Regions from separate parts of the Homo sapiens genome. Here region 2 is linked to region 1. A link is an interaction called in ENCODE POLR2A ChIA-PET data of the cell type or tissue named here. Cell type or tissue: PC-9. All regions are shown on one strand.

Evidence for each region. Peaks named below come from ENCODE experiments on the same cell type or tissue, not always from the same donor. Only the 100,000 strongest peaks of a DNase experiment are listed, where the experiment ranks them.
Region 2: POLR2A ChIA-PET joins it to region 1 with 10 read pairs; 2 of 35 experiments call an interaction of 5 or more read pairs at or near these places.

Annotation. Positions count from the first base shown.
Region 1 is chr7:16,428,049-16,430,548 of GRCh38, forward strand. All of the region lies in intron 2 of LOC105375168 (a long non-coding RNA gene), which reads left to right. Among named protein-coding and RNA genes, the nearest start is that of CRPPA, 7.8 kb to the left of the region's middle. In PC-9, no CTCF peak of the experiment used is centred here; no DNase peak of the experiment used is centred here.
Region 2 is chr7:16,083,026-16,085,525 of GRCh38, forward strand. No RefSeq gene overlaps it. Among named protein-coding and RNA genes, the nearest start is that of CRPPA-AS1, 130 kb to the right of the region's middle. In PC-9, no CTCF peak of the experiment used is centred here; a DNase peak (open chromatin) is centred at 1,116; H3K27ac peaks cover 579 bases.

The DNA of each region.
Region 1 (2,500 bases):
GCCAGACTGAAATAAACACTGAATTTAAAAGAACTATACCCCAACTCACTTTATGTTCAATACATTTAATTTCAGTACCCAAAGCAAAATGCATGTAATATATTAAAATACCATATAAAAATTGCATAAGAAATTTATTTTAAAATTGCATAAGAAATTCATTAAACTGTTTCATTTTCTTGTTAATTTGTAAGAAGGGAAACACAAGGGAAGAATATTTAAGTACCAGAACAGAATGATGGAAGAGAAACAGAAAACCAGATCATCCCCTGGTATTTCTACAGACCTGTCATTCTGTGTGTGTGTGTGCACTTAGAATTCATTTTGCCTTGTAAAAGCTGTCATTTAAACACAGTGTCACCTCTGAGAACCATCAAAGGCAGTATCCTTGACCACAGCTTAAATAGAATAGGAATTGTTGCCTGAAACTGCTCTGAGCACAGAACTAATGCATGCAGTTCAACTGAGGATGCCACATTACTCCAGAAACCAAAAGAGGGTAATGACCCCTTGCACAAGGGACAATGTAACAGAGATAATATCTTTGAAAGTTTTGTTTAGGAAACAAATCACTAATCTAGAGATGGTGGTGGCCAGCCTTAATAATCTGTGGAAGGGAGGAACATATGGAATCATTAAAGAAAAGCAACAGCTAGAAAAGGTAGATTTGTCATTTCTGCAAGAAACATATTGACAACAGCTGTTTATATGCATTTTAACCTTGACTCATTGCTAAAAGAAGATTTAAAGAAGAAAAAATTTGGCTTTAAGATGAAAATGGTCCAAAGGAATTCAAAGTCATATCTTTTATCTGAGGGATAAGAAAAAGAGAATGCGGACGTTGTTCCTTGTGACCACAGCCACCACCCCCATCAACTTGCCAAGCACAGAGTAAATACAGGAAGTGAGCTGTCCAATAGTCTGAATTTCAGACATCATTGCCTTATAGTGCCTTACCCATGAGGGCACCACATCTTTATCTTAAGCAAATTGAAAGGGACTATGGTAGGGTAGAAGCACAAGGGGTAACATGGAGAAGGGAGAGAGAAGACTGCAACAGTCTTTTCATATAATAATATAGTCTCTTCAGTGATGTCCAAAGGATGTAAGGATATAAACAAGCTTTTGATTTTTGCAAAAAGAATGTTTCATTGCTCTCCAGCATGGGACACTCACTGGGATAGACCCTCCCTCCTCCCCCACGAAAAAGAAGAAGAAAAAAAGAATATACAGAGTTTGGGAAGATGCTGTATCATCTACTTAGGAGAGCAATAAACTGTACTGTTTTGGACAATAAGTACTTAGTGGTGACAAAAGGACAATATTTTATGTAGAAGTAACTTGCAGCAGACAGTTAAGAGGAATAAATGAGGACACTGTGTTGTCTTTACTGTACGTGAATAGAAATAAGTTAAATAGAAATTAAGTACTTTCCTTTGTGACCATTGCTACCACTAATTGGCTTAAGACATAAATGAAAGAATAAATGAATAATTGAACGTTAAACTTACCATTGAATATAAACTTAAATCAATAAAGAACTATTTACATTTACTCTTCAGAAAAATTAGAGTGCTTGAAACTATTCACAAAATAAAAAGTTTGTTTTGTTTTTAAGTTTGTAAAGACTCTCTCACTCCAACTTCTTATGTCTTTTCACCTCTCCTACCACTTATCCTTGAAAGAATTCAAGATCTTGACAAGTGATTAAAAAGAAAATCAGAAACTTCCCCCTTTGTCAAATCTTCCTTAGTAATTATTCTCTCTTAACTTCATAAAAATATATGGTTATTAACTGCTATAGTACAATAACAAAACTATACATGAAACTAACCAACACTGGTCTTGGGCAAGTTATCAAATTTCATTATGCTTGTCTTGGTTCTCCTGGCCTCTTGCCTTTCTATAGTCTTTTTATTTTTCCTCACTACCTCCTGAATTGGGTATCTCACTATCAGCTCTGCTGAACCGGAATTCACTTGTGTCTTTCATCTACGAACTTAATCCTGCTAGTCCTGACCAGGACAGGCAGCTTCACTTTGTGAATGGGCCGAATCTTGCATTTGTCTCATTGCCTAGAAAACTGTCTTACTATTCATGGGGTGTACCCACCACTTGCAACCTTTTTCCCAAACTTAACCTCATTGACCCGGGTCTTATAACTGGCTCCTTCTTGGGATTTCACATCTCTTTAGCATGAAGTAAAACACAACCCCGGTTTGACTGACTAGGCTTGAGTCATCAGAGGGCTGACTTCTGATTAATTGGCCGAAGAACTGCTATGAAAGGATTAATCACATACAAACAGGTTGTCACCCCTTGACTGGCTTTAATTGTTATTCTTGTGACTTCTGATGCCTGGGTCTCCCTGGGATGCTCTACAGCCTGGCCTTGGCTTACTTCCCATCCCCACCAGCCAGTGCTGCTAAGATCTGAGCTTGCTCATGTTATGACCCTAAGGCCCTCCTGTCCCTACTTAATCTGGCTGTCAAGAAAAATC
Region 2 (2,500 bases), 350 kb before region 1:
GGCTTAGGCAGGAGAATGGCATCAACCTGGGAGGCGGAGCTTGCAGTGAGCCGAGATCGCGCCACTGCACTCCAGCCTAGGGGACAGAGCGAGATTCCGTCTCAAAAAAAAAAATGTGTTTAACCTGCATTGCCAATGAGTATCGTTAATTGTGTATGTATAATTATTAGGTATAAACACGTATTTCTTATGTATACATATGCACTAGAAATATTCATTGACTGTTTTCCTGCTTTGCCAAATCAGTGACACCCAGTCTCTAGAAGTTATTGTATATGCATACAAAGCACAAACTCACAATAAAATTGTTTTCCAACTCTTTCTAGAAAATGTTTACCAAAAAAATACACTTTTCCTTCTCTACACTCACACGAAAATTAATCGACATGTCATACTGGTAAAATTAAATTTTTGTGCTATCTTTTTTAAGAGGGAGTTTTACATTTAAGTTGTAGCCCTGGGTCAAAGGTAATAAAACGACCAGAGAACACCACATTACTTTGTATCTCTTCTAACACAGCTTTTCGTTCACAGGCTGAGACTGACAGTTTCAAGAAGACAGTGCATCAAAAAAGCTCTTGGAGGAAAATCTCCAGTCTTTCAAACTACACTTTACTGTATTCATTGATTTATGTAATATATAAAGAGATTAATGATAAAAATAATTTGCATATTTTAAATATGTAATAGGGTTTGAGAATATAGCTTCTAAGTTGAATAGTTGTTTGATATTAAGCAACAATTAAAAGCTAGTAAAATGAAAATGAAATTCTCTTTAGGCAACATATATAGGCTTGGGAAGGAGTAACATTATGCATAACCCCATGATTAACCCAAATCTTTTAATATTCATTAAGATTCCCAAACCAGAGCCAAGAATAATTGGTCTATAGTTGCTTCTCCTGGCTATCTTATTATAACATACTGCATTTATCTTCATTTATCTTAAATTCCTGTATTATAGCAGAACTTATAGATATTCCCACTGGGATCCTCAAACTCTTAATTTGTTTACATATTTTGGCTTCTTTCCAGATTTATGTGAATAGTAACTGATCCAAGAAACAAACAGGCGGAAATGTCTTTGAATAACATTCTTTTACCATCGGGTCATACATACCTCCATTCAGTAAAACAGGCAACTGAATTCCTGAACTGGGCAGTTCAATAATACATTTTTGAAACTCAGGTGGGATTAAAGAGAATGGTGCTCTATTCAAACAATAAAAGAAAAAAGAACTATGAACTTAACAAGGTCTTAAAAACACACACAGGATGAAAAAAAAATCCTCCGAACTATTGAAGAAAATTAGGAACACAGATTTTATCGTCTATTTCCTCATCCTCAAAGGGATGTTTTTTATCCACTTAGGCTGAAGAGCTTGCTTTCAACCAAATTAAGAGCTCAGATGTGAAGAATAGGAAAGGAAAAAAAAGGAAATAAAAACCTGACATACCAATAAACCAACCAATTTCAGTTTCAATAGCCCATTTTATAATGAGGTAGAACAAAGAACATAATGGATAGCGCCAAATGGCAAAGCTCCAGAAAACTCATTCAGTTAATCTTACTAGTTGCTTTGCCAAACCTTATCCAAATAACACAATTATTACAGTCTGCAGACTAGTGGAAATTCTTACAAAATTGGCCTCTATCTAGAATCCCAAATCATGTCTCCAACTCGAGTCACAACCATCTCTGCGATTGTCTTGTTGAAGCTTTTGCCTCTGGGCTTAACTGCAATTTTGCAAAATGGAAAATAAGTGAATGCATCCAGGTAAAATTCTGGATATAGATTTAAATCGAGCTTTTTAATCCTTAAGAACAGTCCTTCCTATATGTGATCCAATTCCCTAAAAAATTATTCAAAGTAGATGGACTATTATTGGTCCAAAATTGTCCTATGTTAGAAATGTTAGAATTCCAGTTTGGCTTCCAGTGTGCCCAGCGATCACGAGTTCTTAATCTCTGCATCTGCCTTTTTGCAACTGTCATATCAAAAGGTTGATACAGACCTACCTCGTAGAGATCCTGCAAGGATTAATTAAGATTAAATCGAAAGAAAAAAATGCATTTGACAAGCCAGGCTTCATCAATGCTGCTAAACAGACCCAGATGTTTTAACAACTGTTCAGATTATTTGGTAGCATCCTAAGTAGAGAATTAATTTGCATAATACATCTCAGCTGTGAAGACATTGTTAAATGATTCCAATGTTTCAGATAAGGGAAAACAACCTGGCTCCACTCTGGCCTCTCATCAAACTAGGCACCATTCACCCCAAAATTTTCCTGCTGACCAAACATTGGTAACATATGTGATTAAGAGAATCCCAAGACAAAGAAAGACGTTATACCTTCTCATTCCTAGGCACTTCTCTGAACCTTTCTTTCTCCTGTAAGGATAAAAAGATTTCAACTCTCTTTCATGTCTTGCTGTGGTGCTGAGGCACAAATGGCTACATGCATCTCTTGTCCATCAAGAAAGTGCTTGCTTCCA